2 separate regions of the Homo sapiens genome follow, and region 2 is linked to region 1. The links are chromatin loops, found by intact Hi-C in ENCODE. Cell type or tissue: IMR-90. All regions are shown on one strand.

Region 1 (8,000 bases):
GTGCTGTGCTTCTTTGTTTATGCAAATTTAAAATAACAGCCAGTAACAAGGGACTCTAGGCTTGACTTTGTTCTTGACTTACTCCATCATTTTGCCGCCTTTCTTCCCTCCTCTCGCTATACAAAAATTTTCTCGTGTTATGGAAAATGAGACATCACTTACCCCTTGCTTCTCTAAAGTAATGCTTCTCAGACTTTTCAACCCATATAGCTGTAGATGAGAGGATAGTGACTTTACACCCCCAAACAGGGCATAGTTGTAGATGACTGACCACAGGCTTTCTTCAGAGTCTCCAGTTTTTCTTTTCTTTTTTTTTGTGTGTGTATTTGAATTTTGCATTTTACTCTTCACATATCTGTATTTATTTTGCTACTAAAATGAAAGCTTATATTTCTTTCCATTGAGCAAATTGACATTCCAGAAAGAGGCACCTTGTTTATTCTAGGGCTTATATCCCCTGTTGCATTGACACGTCTCCTGGGAATAATCTCCACTCTAGTTTGAGGATGACTGCTCTGAGGGATACAGCTACCTGTGGAGGTGTATTCTCATAGAAAGCATTTGGAGGTTCTGAGGCAGTCTATAAATCATACGACACTTATATTTCTACTTTGGTATTTATTTATAAACTTTTATTGTTTGGTAAATTTTGCCTGAGGGAAATTGACCTTAAATACCACTAGACTTGGCAGTGTTTCCTTTTCTTTTTCTTGCCAGGGGCCATCGGGTTTTACTTTTCTCCCAAATGACCCAGATGTTGGATATTCTCCAAGACTATATGGATTACAGAGGTGACACCTTTTGGCCACTACATTACCTAAGGCTCTGTTAGACTTAACAGTCCAGATAGGTCCATGAAGAATAATATGGGATATGAGAATATTACAAAGGAAAGCAGGGTGAGAACATTATTCAGAACCAAAAAATCAAAAGGCGAGAGGAGAGTGATGTGTGAAGGCAAGGATGGACAGCAGAGAACAGGCACGTGGGCAGAAATAAACACCCACGTTCCCATCAGTTACATGATTTAAAATTATGGGCCGTGGAGCAAATGTTGTGGAAATGTTTTTGAAAATGTGTGATAAAGTTTCAGTGACTAGAGCTTTTAGCGTCTTGTAACATTCACCTCAACAGTTGAGCACTTACTCATGATCAGTGAAAAGGTGAATATTGAAATTATAGAGATAACAAATAAGCCAGGGGAAAAGTAAGAGCAACTTTTTCTGCATAGACAATAAAGAATGTAGGTTATTACCTGGGAAGTCTGTTTAATATGTAATAAGATTTGTGTGAGATGATGAGAAAAGGCTCTAACATGAGTTGATCTTGAGCCCAATGTTGAACAGCTCCAGACCTTACAATTTAAAAAAGTAGTTCAGACCGGGTGTCTGAGTTCCGCAGTATACCTGGTCCAGTGGACACTTGCAGAATGCCGTTGGCACATGCCACTGGCCATTGAGGGGTCCCCAGATGCATAAACAGCCTGATCCTGTAGCTCCCCTTCCCCACACGGATGCATGGAGGCAGGTGGCGAACTCTAAAGCCTCACTGAAAGGCAGATTGCTGGACTGTTAGAAGGGGCTCACTCACCTGCCTCCAAGCGCTTGTCTTCTGTTTACATAAGAATTACATCTCAGCAAAGTTGAAACTATCACACAGGATAGATGCTCAGGGTTGCTTGAGAATAGTCAAAACTGAGTATTAACTTCATAAGTGCCAAAGACTTCAACTGCATGTATTTAAAAAATCCAGAGGAGTATGTTATGGTGAGTTATTTTGTAAAATGATAATTGTCCCTGTTAATTTAAATTTTTCCCTTTGGGATTTGCTTAAAGTAGGGCTGTGCCTGTATATGGAAAGGGACAAAATTGGCCTTTGGTTTTGGGCTTAATTTTTTATTCCCCAAAGACTACTTGAAAAGGGTTAAGATTTCTGTTTTTCTTCCTCTCTGTAAAGGCTACAGCTATGAGCGTGTGGATGGTTCTGTGAGAGGAGAAGAGAGACACTTGGCCATTAAGAACTTTGGACAGCAGCCCATTTTCGTTTTTCTCCTGAGTACTAGGGCAGGTAGGCTGCAAAGGCATTGATGGAAACAGACAAATGAGGGATAATAGAGTACTATTACATCCCAACGGTTAGTACACTTTTTTCCTTAATTCTCTGAAAGGTGAGGTTACTATTGAATGTAAAACAAGGTACTGGACATCAAGCATGGTGCTGTTTTCTATCCAGCCTGTCCAAACTGTCATCTCAGCAAAGAAGTAAGGCTGAAACCTGGGGTTATTGGAAAGTAATTCTAATCTGCTTTGACCATTGACCTGGGAATGTCCTGAAAGATTTATGTGATTTTGTGGAATGTTTCATTTACATTCAGTGGAAGTAGCTCTTCTTCCCAACCGTGAATTTGGGAAATAAGGTAACAGTTTGTCTACTAGTTGTCCTTCCTCTATAAGTATTTCTGGAATAGTGCTGAAAAGCTTAACAAAAATCTAGTTGTTAAAAAATGTGATTATGTTGAAAATACCAACTTTTTAGAATTATTTATGACATCATCCATATATGATTTAAATCGTGAATATTACGACATTTGTAATGCTTTACCAGTTACAGAGTGCTTTCATTTACTGTTACATAATTTGAAATCAGCTCTTGGAGATGAAATGATTCTCTAAGTCATTGTGGTGTCTGGAAAAAAAAAAAAAAAGGCCGGCACGGTGGCCCATGCCTGTAATCCCAGCACTTTGGGAGGCTGAGGTGGGTGGATCACTGGAGGTGAGGAGTTTGAGACCAGCCTGGCCAACATGGTGAAACCCCGTCTCTACTTAAAAAAATACAAAACTTAGCTGGATGTAGTGGTGCGTGCCTGTAATCCCAACTACTACGGAGGCTGAGGCAGGAGAACCGCTGGAATCCAGGAGGCGGAGGTTGCAGTGAGCCAAGATTGCACCACTACATTCCAGCCTAAGAAATTTTTCTCAGGTCCTGGAGCAAGCTGACCTTAGTTTTCAACTCATAGGATCCTAGTTTCATTATCTTATTTTTGTAGACATAAATCTTGATGGAGTACATGCAGGAACATGAAAGAGATGTGTGTCCTCTATTAAAGACAGATTGACATTTTTCTAAAAAGAGAGTTCAGTCTTATTTAGAAAGCTTTCTAAATGCCTGCTGCTATAAGGGTATATGAAAGAAGTGTTAGATATAATTTTTGATTATAAGGAGATTATTTCACCTGTGTTTGTTTTATCTCCCTAATAAAATTAATAACATAAGATTCATTTGGCCTCACTCTTCCAAGATCATAGACTGCACATGGAGTCTCAGCCATTTTCTCATGTGATCAGTTGCCTCAGGGTTAGTCTCAGGAGAAACTGAAAGAATCAGGCAGTGCATCATCACTGCCGGGAAAACAGTTTTATTTATGCTTTAATGATTTCATCATCCTCATATTCAGAGAGCAGCATTATGTTTGAAATGTCTAAAATTAGGAAAAAAGAGATCTCTGCTTTTCAGTTAATCTCCTTGGAGGACTCAGAGTAGATCTGGGAGCTGAAGCAGTCCTGGACATTAGTCTTCTCCAAACACTGTTGTGTTTGCTGTCACAGTTTTGTTGTAGTTTTGCAGTATTTTCATTTATTTAACAGGTTTCCTTCCAAATTTCAAATATTTCTGTGATGAGTCATGTTGCCACCAGATGGCAGTGATAGCTCATGAATATGTTCCTATTCATGGATGTGGGTGTGGCTTATTTATAAAAATCTCACCCCTCGGTGAAGAGCTGCACTTAGACAACATGAATTCAAGAAGATAATTTTATGGAACACATTTTAAAATGAAATAAGCACCTGAAAAGTATTATAGTATAGTGGATAAAAGCACGGGCTCTGGACCAAGACTGCAAGGGAATGAATCCTGGCTCTTTCACCTTCTAGGCTTGCAACTTCAGAGAAGTCCCTTACCCTCCCTTTCAACATCTATAAAGTGGGGAAAATCGTAGCAACTACTCAACTTCCCGACAGGGTTGTTGTGAGGGTTAAAGGAGTTAATATAGAGAGAGTGCTTAGAATAATGCCTGGCAAGTAGTAAGCACAGCGTAAGTGTCATTATCATTATTATTAGGTATAATTTAGCATCTCTCAGTAATCGGTCATGATTACCTCCTTGTTCCAACTTCAACTTGATACGAAGACTTTAATTAGAATATTCCTGCCTGATTTGTCTGGAGATCCAGCTTATGGTCAGTAGTCCTTCTTAAAAGTTAGTCCTTAATTCAGGTTTATGGAACAAGCCCTTTCAGGCTTGCTTGTTTCAGCAACCAGCTCTAACGACCCTGGCAAGAGGGAGTCTGTTTTGTACTTGTTTTCACATTAATCAAAGAGAAGGCTGCAATGTACCTTCACGGTTCTCTTAATTAATTCCTGTAACTCAAGGTACCTCCTCAGCTCTCTTCCTGCAGCACTGAAGAAAGACCAGCAAGAGTGTTCTGAGCAAGCCTCAGAACACTCAGAGTAAATGACAAGAGTGTTCTTGTCTTGCCGTTGGTTTTGTTACTTTCTTTTTGATTAATGTGGAAACCAGTACAAAAAAGACTCACTGGAGTTTTCTCTAATCAGAGGGAGGAGGTTTCCCACTCTGCTCAGGAGTATAATATCATCCACTCTTCTCATTAACTTTTTATCAGAGATCTTGCTACCTAGTTGTAACTTGCAAGCGACATTCGGCACTCTTCTCTTGACAGTGCGCACTGCAGACCTCTCATATTTAGATCTGTTTTCTGAAAGAGCATGTGTCCTTTTCCTCAGACTACTCTAATCAAAATCTAATCAAGGTTTTTAAGCAGAAGAGATAAAGTGGCTCCATGGCACTGACTTAAGTATCCACCTTGGCCACTTGCCCCTGCTCCGCTCATTCTGTTCCATTCAGTAATAAAAATTTTCCCATCAGGCAATAAGAGGTCAGGTAGCACTTCTCACCGCTGGAACAAGGCTTTGGAGTTAGGGGTGTGGGTCCATTTGAAGGATGAAGCCAATTGTTTTGACTGATTTCAGTTTATCAGTCTGACCCACTCTAGCCTTGTGCTTATTTTCTAGCTCCTCGTCTTTGTGCTGCTGATTACATTCCTTTTTGCATTGTTTTCAGGTGGAGTTGGCATGAACTTAACAGCAGCAGATACTGTGATTTTTGTTGACAGTGACTTTAATCCTCAGAATGACTTGCAAGCAGCTGCCAGGGCTCATCGCATTGGCCAAAACAAGTAAGTGATTTTTTTCTGCTTCCTTGGCTTGCCCAGCAGCAGTTCTGGGTTGTGAAAAAGGTGAAGAATATAGTCCTGGTGACAGTCCCACACTGGGAGCTGAGAGACCACCAGGTTTTAGCTCATCTGTGCTATTGACTCCTAGGGTAGTATTGGGTGGGTCACATTATCAGTCCAGACTGACTTTATTAGAAGGAGTCAAATCAAACTGTGAAAGGATTAGAAGGAAACTTTAGAAGTCATTTAACTCATCCTTCTTGAGTTAGGGTCTGACTCAGTTAAAAAATGGGGTTATGGGGCTATGGAGCTAAGCTAAAAAAAAAAAAAAGAAAGATAGATGTTGCCCTTTGATCTGAGGATAATTTGATCTTCCAGATATTTTCCTTGGCTACAGATAAGGAATCCCAGTCATGGTTACCCCATCATTCTTTCTTTGACTGTCTGGAATGGTTCAGAGAGAATTTCAGGCGAGTTCTCTCTAACAAGTGCTCAGGACCAAATGAACCAATCTCCCTTTCATTGTACCCTGAATATGGTATTTGGTTTTGTTTGCTTTTAGATGTATTTACCTTGCATACTTTTGCCCAGCTTTGCACACCCTTATAGCACACTACCCTTGTTTGACTTATGTCCAGGTCTGTTAAAGTTATTCGGCTGATTGGTCGAGACACTGTGGAAGAAATAGTCTATAGGAAAGCAGCCTCCAAACTGCAGCTCACCAACATGATCATAGAAGGAGGCCATTTTACTCTGGGAGCCCAGAAACCCGCTGCCGATGCTGACCTCCAGGTATGATATGATATACTGTTCTTCACTTTGGAATATACCAATACCCTTTGTGGAGGAGAATGTAAATGAAAAGAACCAGCACTCACCCTCTCCCCAGCTACACATTTGTTCCTTGGCCTCCCTCACACCTGCCACAGTGCTGGCTGTGTGCAGGGTCTGTAGGAAGTAAGGATTAGTTCCAAGCCTCATCACTTCTTGGCTGTTTGGGTTTGAGCGGCTTTCTTAACTTCTTAGATCTACTCTTTTTGCATTTCTAAAAATAAAGACACCACAGGTTAGCTCAGAGGGCTGTTAAGAGAATTAGTTAAAATAAAGAACTCAATAACAATTAATTCTGTACTTCCACCTTAGTCCCAGAGCCTTTGATCAGTGACTTACATTACTTCATACTCAGAAGAGGGCGAATGAGATCAGGAATTCATAATTGTGCCTTAGAAAAAATGGGTGAAAGAACTAGAGGTAATTTATTTAAAGAAGGGAGTACTGGATGGGAGACAGACACTGGATTGGAAGATTTTAGAGCTCTCTTTTGGAAGAGGACTTAGAGTTACTCTGTAGCAGCCCTTGGGTTAAAATTAAAACTCATAATATTTCCTGGATGCTTTGTTTTTGCCCTAAGGATGAGGGGCTGGATGCAAAGAGACCAACTCCTAGGATACTAGAAAGATGCAGGTATGAAGGGAGTAATAAATGTCTGTCAAGGGCAGCATCAGTGGGAGAGTCTGGTGTGAGAAACATTGCAAAAGAAGGAAGGACAGGAGTTGGCTACTGTTTAGAGTTGGGTCTCAACAGTAGGGAGATAGAAAATTCAAAGATGGCTGTGAGGTTTTAGGCCCCTATGATGAGGAGAGAAGAAAGGAAAATAAGAAGTAGGGCAGAGTTTTAGGAAGATAAAGAGAATTTAGGCTTTAGTCAGAGTGTGCAGTAAAAATACAATATAAACAAACTATTGTTAGAGGCAGACTCAGACAAAAGGAAAGAATTTTATTTGTAAAAGTTTGCAAGATGGACTAGGATTGGAAAGGACTAGTCCATCAAAAAACATAAGTGTTTAAGAGAGAAAAAGTGACACAATATTAGAAGCAGAGTTACTAAGTTTGTAATTAGTCTGAAAAAACAGCAGTTTTCTTACATGGTTACCGTATCTGCAAAGGCCAGTGCATATCTTTACATATCAGTGTTGCAAAAGACAGGGATCCTGTTGTTTTTGTTAGGGAGTTAGTAATTACAGGAAAGGCTCAAGGTTTTATTAATTTTGGGACTAGAACTAGAAAGAGTAACACTGGGTTTGTTCTTTGTTTATCTTAGGGGGTAGGTGTGGCTTTTTTCTTTTTCTGACTTTCCTTGTGTTGCTGACTGTGTCACATGCATGCTTAATTAACCATAATGGTGCTAGGGCAGGCTGTACATTTTGTTTTCACACTAAGAGACAATTATAAATGTGAGATGAAAGCTTGAGAGAGAGGTAGAGGTACGCTGTAGATACCCTTAAATGCAGTTTTCCACAGAAAAATTATCCATAGAACCTTAAGAGAGAGAAGGTCACTGCTGGGCATAGTGAAGGGGTAAATGACAGAGCCTCACAAGGCCCGCATTCTCTTGTTAGAGGAGGAAGGATGTCATAGGTTGTTTGCACTCTCCCAGTGGAGGGAGCGCCAGGGGTCCAATGAGGGGTATCTTGTGATGTGGGCTGCTGGACACATCACTGTGAAAGATGTAGACATACCTCCACCCCATGGGGCCACAAACGAGTGGGAACATGGACTGCTGGCTGAGAGCGACTCTGTTGGACTTCTTGCCCAGCTCATGGTTATCGGAAAGTTACTTTCTGACTCTAATGTCTGATTTATCTCTTCCCCATGCAGATGCTATGAGTTATTTGTGGTTACCAAAAGCAAAGGTGATAACCCAGAGCCCTTGTCTAAAAAGAAAGCAGGGGATTTTTGTTTGTTTTTGT
Region 2 (8,000 bases), 350 kb after region 1:
TGGAATCTCGAGTTTTAAATGCTTTCTCTATAAGGCACTTATAAAATAATGCCAAATGCCAATTGAAAAATTACCTGTTTAGTTTCTTTGTTATGATTCCTGATCATTGGGATTGTAGTACTGATTTCTCCAAAAGGACCGTACTTGAGTCATTCAGGCAAATTGTTTTCTTCTGTATTAAATATCTCCAATGAGGAAGGCGAAACTCATTTGTGTGCTAATTTATAACTTTTCACACATGACAATTTCTCCCTTGCTATCTTCTACACACAGTTTAAGACTCAATAATATATTGTCCTGTAGAGCTCTTGGTTTGTATGTCCCCAGATGTATTATGATCTTATTGATGGCAGGGATTGTGTGTTGTATGTTTTCCCAGCATTATACTATGCACATTGGATGCACAATAGTTTTTTTGTTAATTTATTATAGTTTTTCTGAGTTGATTTTTGGTTAAGTTGATTCCTTTGATATCTTTATTTTTCTAGGAATGGGCATTAATACACAGAATCCTCGAATTTCAGGTCCAAACCCCGTGGTTCCGATGCCAACCCTCAGCCCAATGGGAATGACCCAGCCACTTTCTCACTCCAATCAGATGCCCTCTCCAAATGCCGTGGGACCCAACATACCTCCTCATGGGGTCCCAATGGGGCCTGGCTTGATGTCACACAATCCTATCATGGGGCATGGGTCCCAGGAGCCACCGATGGTACCTCAAGGACGGATGGGCTTCCCCCAGGGCTTCCCTCCAGTACAGTCTCCCCCACAGCAGGTTCCATTCCCTCACAATGGCCCCAGTGGGGGGCAGGGCAGCTTCCCAGGAGGGATGGGTTTCCCAGGAGAAGGCCCCCTTGGCCGCCCCAGCAACCTGCCCCAAAGTTCAGCAGATGCAGCACTTTGCAAGCCTGGAGGCCCCGGGGGTCCTGACTCCTTCACTGTCCTGGGGAACAGCATGCCTTCGGTGTTTACAGACCCAGATCTGCAGGAGGTCATCCGACCTGGAGCCACCGGAATACCTGAGTTTGATCTATCCCGCATTATTCCATCTGAGAAGCCCAGCCAGACGCTGCAATATTTCCCTCGAGGGGAAGTTCCAGGCCGTAAACAGCCCCAGGGTCCTGGACCTGGGTTTTCACACATGCAGGGGATGATGGGCGAACAAGCCCCCAGAATGGGACTAGCATTACCTGGCATGGGAGGTCCAGGGCCAGTGGGAACTCCGGACATCCCTCTTGGTACAGCTCCATCCATGCCAGGCCACAACCCCATGAGACCACCAGCCTTTCTCCAACAAGGCATGATGGGACCTCACCATCGGATGATGTCACCAGCACAATCTACAATGCCCGGCCAGCCCACCCTGATGAGCAATCCAGCTGCTGCCGTGGGCATGATTCCTGGCAAGGATCGGGGGCCTGCCGGGCTCTACACCCACCCTGGGCCTGTGGGCTCTCCAGGCATGATGATGTCCATGCAGGGCATGATGGGACCCCAACAGAACATCATGATCCCCCCACAGATGAGGCCCCGGGGCATGGCTGCTGACGTGGGCATGGGTGGATTTAGCCAAGGACCTGGCAACCCAGGAAACATGATGTTTTAAGCTGCTAAGATGGGATGTGCCGATCCTTGTCAAGATGAGATTCCAGGTCCTGAGAGCTGCTTTGAGGGAGTTCCAGGAGTACTTACTATTGGTCATGCAATAGGAGAACAGAGACCCGAGGGCTGCTTTGGGGGAGGGGGGAACTCGAGAATGTATGGATTTACCTGAAAACAAATTATTCATTTAATCAACAGGTGTGTTTTTTTTAAGATTTATTTTTTAAAAATTATTTTTGTGGACTTGGGTATCAATGATGGCACCTACTTTTGGGAATCTGTAGCTGTGCTTTGAGAATTGCCATCGGTCATGTGTTGCACCGTTCTCTGTATGTTTACGTCCTTTGGACTGGCTTCTCCCAGGATTCTTTTCTGTTTTTGTTTTTTTGATTTGGGCTTTATTTTTTTCTGTGTACTGTACTATATTGTAAAAGGGATTTTAGCAGAGACTTTAGTCTTTGGGGCAAGAGGAGAACAGGAATGCTGGGCTGTTTACTTTAGGTGGAGAATCCATCTTCAGACCTTTGGACTATTTTCTTTCAACTGCAGTGTATAGAAAAACCAAACTACGACCTCAGAGCAGAGTATTAATGAAAAGCACAAAAAAAGGAACTAAGTTCAGCGAGGGGTGGGGGGAGGGGGGAGATTTTTCTTTTGAAAAATAATGACTCTTAGGACATTTGTTTTTCAGTTCAAGTGCTCTTCAGCACTGTCTTGTCTCCCAATATACCAACCCACTGGCACATTTTTCTCTTGTTTTCTCTCTCCGATTTTGCTCTGTCTCCTCAGTTAAGTGTTTCCTTCCTTTGTGCCCCCCGCTGGTGACCCTCTGCTTCCCTCTCTCTTTCCCTTTGGCAGCTGCAATACACAGTGTTATTTTGGGGAAATAAATCTAGCAAAGCCTCGCCTTCCATGCCGAGCGTCCTCTTGGCTCTGAGAGGGAAAGGTCTGTCCTTGGGATGCTCTCTGGTCTTTTTTCCCCCTAAGTCTTTCTCTTTCCCATCATACCCTTCCCTGCCCACCTTGTTTTCTGTTCTCCTTTTATTAGGAATTCCCAAGTGAATTTTATTAATGTGGGAGTGGAACAGATGCTAAAAGCTATCCAGGATTTTGTTTCTGTTTGTTTTAAATTTTGTGGTTCCTTCCCTTTCCTCCCCCTCCCATGCGTAAGACGTTCTGTGTAACCTCCATTAAATTTGGTACAAAACCACTCGCCAGAGCTGTGGTGTCAGAAAAATAAAATATATTGTTTCTTACAAAATTGAACTGCCTTTTTTGTTCATTTGGATTCCTGATTGTTTAGTATTGGGCATACCGGTTGCCATGTGACCCAGAAGCGTAGACTCTTTGTATTGGAGTTGATCAGTAAGGTGATGGTTAGGGAAACCACATAAAAGTACCTTCTCAAAGCATATTCCATGCTGTTAAGGAATAACTACTCATGTAGGTTTATTCTGTACTGTTCCTATCTCAGTCATGAAATCCTAGTTATAAGCAGAAGAGCAACCCTGGTCCCATTGCTGAACTTTACCTTTAGGGCAATTAATGGTCTTTATTAGGAATGTTTGTGAGAGCCAGTTTAGTGGTATGAAGTAATTAAGAAGGCCAAAGGTTGTATGTTTAGTTATTTGAATAAGCTATGAGATGTCCCTTGGTCTTGTTAAGGTAGAATATTATTACTATACCTGCAAATTATGGGTTTCCACAGTCCGTGGGTTTCTGTGGTCCTTTCTGGCTCCCCACCTCCCCCTTACCCCATCACCTCTGCTAACGCTGCTCAGTCTTTGTGCACAGTTCACTTCTCACCACACACATCTTCAGCAGATCAGTGTGTATCCTGCAAGGTATGTGCTAATGGACTTGCTGTTGTGCTTCTGTGCAGTTAATTCTGTTCTGGTGTGTGTATTTCTTTGAGTTGTAGGTGTTTTTAGCTCAGTGAGTGGGCGTCTGTGTGCGTGTTTGTTCTTAGGTGAGAGAATCTAAGCGAGGAGCGGCAGGTGCAGAGTCATCTGCAAACAAACTTGTACAAATTGGGCTCTGCTGGTGTTTCACAGTCTGAGCTTTTCTCTCCGACAATTGTTTTGGAGAGCCATTTTCTCTTCCTTTTCAGCAGCCCTGTCTTCTCAGTAACACAAGTGCCCCAGACAACAAAAAATGTGGAGATGAACATTTGAGTACCTACTCTACCAGTCGCCTCCCTGCACTTTATCTTGCTGATTTTTAAGGGGCCCTGTGAAGTGAGTGGTAATGATCTCATTTGCAGATGAGAAAACTTGAGCTCACAAGTTTAAGAATTCTGATTCAATCTGATGTATTCTGTTGGTGCTGGGTAGTGAAACTTTCATGTTGTAGAGAAATTAGGATAGTAAAATGAAGATTTTGTTTCACGAACTTAGCCATGTTTCTGGGTTCTCTGGCTTTAAAGTATATAGATGAGAACAGACTAACAGCCAAGCATGGGCAGCACAAGATGAGAACCTGAAGGAAGGGTCCCACCTGGCATTTGTCTACTGGTCTGGCTTCTTGGGTTGCTCCCCTCCTTGCTGTACCCAACAGTGTTGCAGTCACTAATGGTGTGTGGTCCTGTTGTTACTCTCACAGGCAGGGAGTCAAGGCATAAAAGGTACCCACATAGGAGAGCAGGTACTCACTTAGAGGGCTAGCAAGAGACCGGTGGGTCTGGCTGCTGTGGGCAGCTGGATGTGTGGCACTCCTCTCGCAGCCCCCTGCTGGAGAACTTGGGGCAGTGCAGATCAACTTCCCCACCTGAGTTTTTAAAATACCCCATCATACAACTTCATTCACTTTATCAGCACATGCCATTTCATCACGATAATGTCTGACAAGCCAAATTTAGGGTCTAAATACAACAATTTATCATTTACTAAGATTGTTATAAAATAAAATTACCTTTAGAGAGACTGGATGCTAGTGCATGGAGAACTGATGCAAGATTTTTTAAAAATCAGTGGAAGAGTGATGAAAGATGTTTCATATTAACATATTCCTGTGAAAGCCCAGCCAATCTTCTCTCTTTCCTCTCCTGAAGTTTGGGACTGAATGGAGAAAATGCAGTAGTGACTTGTTCACTTCAGGGGAAAGTGGTGGAGTGTGTGTGGCTCATAGCATTTGTTAAGGACTAACTAGAAGTATGTAGCATTTTCCCTGAAACAATGTAAAATAAAATAATTTACTTTAGAAACGATTCTGCACTTATACATGAAAACAGACATAATTATAGGGGTCTTATGAAGGAGGCGGCATGAGAAAATAAATTGAAAACAATTTTACATATTTAAAGCTACTCCTTAAAAAATGGATCCAACATTTCTCCCAGCCTCCCTGCGCTCTATACTTCTTGATATTATCATCACAACGCAACTGTGGTCATCTGTGCCACCTGTGCAGTTGGACAGGACTCCGGCTTGGTTTAATGCTCCGCTGTCACTGTTTGGAGTTCTTAATTATTGAATAGGGGCTCCACATTTCCATTTCGCCCTGGGTCCCACAGATTGCTTAGCCAGGCTGTTGTAAACAGAAATCACAACAGCTCCACAGAGGTGCTGGGACCTCAGTCTCCATATTTATTCTTTCTCCTTAACTAGTGGCCAGGAGCACCTCAGGCAGGGTACTTGCTGTGTTCCGCTTAAACTGTCTACACTTCAGTCATTTCCTTTTCCTTTTCTGAGTAATTTCAGGGTGCTGAAAGGAGAGGGAAGTTGCATTTTAACCCGAGGACTCATTATTTAGCAAATATTTATAGAGCACCTACTGTGTATCAAGAACTGTGCAAAGGCTGGGATGTGGAAACAGGTGTGTAAACCAGTTATTGCGATGTAATATGATGATTGCTACAGTGAAGGTGTGGACAGGGCGCAATGGGCCAGAAAGGAAAATTCAATGAATCCTCAAAGGAAAGGTGATTTTTTGAACTGACTCTTAAAGGAGAGAGCATTCCTGGAGGATGGTGGTGAGCACTGAAGCAGAGGAAATGGGAACAGCAAGGGCTTGCTGATGGGATGGCCTCTTTAAGGGAGGAAGAAGTAAAGAAGTAAGAAATAAGCCTAGGCCGGGCGCGGTGGCTCACGCCTGTAATCCCAGCACTTTGGGAGGCCGAGGTGGGCGGATCATGAGGTCAGGAGATCGAGACCATCCTGGCTAACATAGTGAAACCCCATCTCTACTAAAAATACAAAAAATTAGCCAGGCGTAGTGGCGGGCGCCTGTAGTCCCAGCTACTCGGGAGGCTGAGGCAGGAGAATGGCGTGAACCTGGGAGGCGGAGCTTGCAGTGAGCCGAGATCGCGCCACTGCACTCCAGCCTGGGCGACAGAGCGAGACTCCGTCTCAAAAAAAAAGAAAAGAAATAAGCCTAGAGAGAGAGTGGATCACAGAGAGCCCAGTGTGGCCCACTAAAGAGTTTGAACTTCAAAGTTTTAAGCAAAGGATCAGGTGATCAGATTGTGGAAGATAGCCTGGGGGCGGGGTGAGAGAACCACAGGAAGATCACTTGCAAAAATTTGCTTATTCTACAAAATCCTCAGACTCATCTCTTTTGCTTGAAATAACATTAAATTGTATCATATTTCCCATGCTGTTTAGGCAACTTGAGCCTCACTGCCACTTTCTTTTCTCTAACTCAGACCTGTAATTTTTTTCAAAGTCACAAACCCTTACATTTAAGAAAAGTCATGGAATCCTAATTTGGTGGTAAGATTTTAATAACACATTTAAAGCAATAAGTATATAAAGCACAAAACCAGTGGGTGGCCAAACATTTCCTATTGGAGGGAGCTAAATCATAAAAATAATGTTAAAAGGAAGGTATGCTATAAGGATTGTAATAAAAGTTGTCTCTATTTAACATGGCTTCTTATTTGGGTTACTGTTAAACAGACACGAATCTATTTTCTGCCTATAGGTGACCCCACTTCAGCTGTTAACTTTCTGTCTCAGTGCTTAATTGTGCTTGGTAATCAATACTGTCAGAGGAAGACGGTGAGTGTATGTATGACCATAGAAAGAGAAAATAAACAGAAGAACCAGAAATTATTTCCTCACACATAGTTAAAGCATGGGAAAATTCAGTTATTTCACCAAACACGAAAGAAACCAGATTTCTCTTGCAAAATACCTGCTTAGTGTCCACGAACAATTATGTGGGTACCCTGGGGTTCCAAAGAACAGGTTAAAGAGACCCAGCCCTAGGAAACTGCATGTCTTCACCGGGGCCAGCTGGGCGTGTTGCTGTGTGGCTCTGGGCGGCTGGGTTTCTCATACCTCAGCACCTGCACCTAGACCAGCAACTCCCTCTCATGAGGGGCTGACCCGCAGCTCTGTGCTAGCCACACTCTTCCATTCTCCAGAGGCTGGAGCCAGGGTCAAGGGCAGAAACAGCTTACAAATCTCAGTTATATCCAGTGTCCAATTAATTAGTGTTGAGGGTGAATTTAGTTTTCAATAATCTTTTTGTTTTCTACAGCCGAAGTTCTCTTTATTAAAGACCCCAGGAGCTCATGTTTGTTTCTCATCTTTACCAAGCTTCCAGGAGCTTTCATTTTCCTCACTTCCCACATAGAAGCTCAACAGCTACCCCATGAGCTGTTTTCCCTGGAGACTCCTGCCCATCCCCATGAATCAATCTGTGATCTAAGGCCACGCTTTTGGCGGTGCTTTACGGGCTCTGGAGTACTGGCTTCTGGCTGCTCGGTTCTCAGCGTCAAATGAAGACAAGGGCTGCGTCTGGCACCTTGCTAGAAACTGAGTCATTGTTATTGGGTTCAGTCAAAATGTATTTGATTACAGGGGATGGTGGATTACTGTGATTTATTTTGTTCTCCAAACTGCAGAAGATCTCCTGGGCTTTGGTAAAATTCTCTAGGATAGCTGTGAGTAGTCGAGCTATTGAAAACTTTTATACACACATATACACATACAGATTTACTTATACACATGTATATGTACCTTAATATATGAAAGTATGTAAATAATTAAATGCCAGTTTTGAAATGTCAACACTGCAATGAAGAGTAGTTTGCTTTTTCCTTGTCAATGAGGCTGGAAAAGCCCTAGAATTTTCTTCATTCCTGTTATGCTTGCTACCTGCAAGTCCTTTAAAATAAAATCATCATTATTTAAAAGTGTGATAATACCAATGAGGAAATACAAGGATCACTTCCATACAAAGGAAGAACCAGGCCCAGGAGAGAAATTATCTGACAGGCACCTCAAACTTAACATGTCTTAAACTTAACCTCTGAATTTCTCTCACATCTTATCTCCACACCCCACTTCCCCATCACAGTAAATGACATTATATCCATCCCCTAGTTTTCATATCAGACACCTGGGACTCATTCCTAATTCTTTACTCCTCATGTAAAACCATCAGCAAATCCT

Evidence for each region. Hi-C counts contacts between places; a loop is a spot of excess contacts. Peaks named below come from ENCODE experiments on the same cell type or tissue, not always from the same donor. Only the 100,000 strongest peaks of a DNase experiment are listed, where the experiment ranks them.
Region 2: a loop joins it to region 1, with 4 times the contacts of the local background. A loop is called at or near these places in 21 of 110 quality-filtered maps.

The regions. Positions count from the first base shown.
Region 1 is chr1:147,270,215-147,278,214 of GRCh38, forward strand. CHD1L (chromodomain helicase DNA binding protein 1 like) reads left to right here. Exons shown (of 23, transcript NM_004284.6): 11 at 718-791; 12 at 1,957-2,067; 13 at 5,140-5,254; 14 at 5,890-6,043. Among named protein-coding and RNA genes, the nearest start is that of CHD1L, 32 kb to the left of the region's middle. In IMR-90, a CTCF peak has its summit at 3,687 (motif pointing right); DNase peaks (open chromatin) are centred at 3,377 and 3,697; H3K27ac peaks cover 613 bases.
Region 2 is chr1:147,623,354-147,631,353 of GRCh38, forward strand. It overlaps BCL9 (BCL9 transcription coactivator), which reads left to right. Exons shown (of 10, transcript NM_004326.4): 10 at 489-2,863. The coding sequence ends at 1,606. It also overlaps a transcript of ACP6 not described here. Among named protein-coding and RNA genes, the nearest start is that of ACP6, 43 kb to the right of the region's middle. In IMR-90, a CTCF peak has its summit at 4,336 (motif pointing left); no DNase peak of the experiment used is centred here.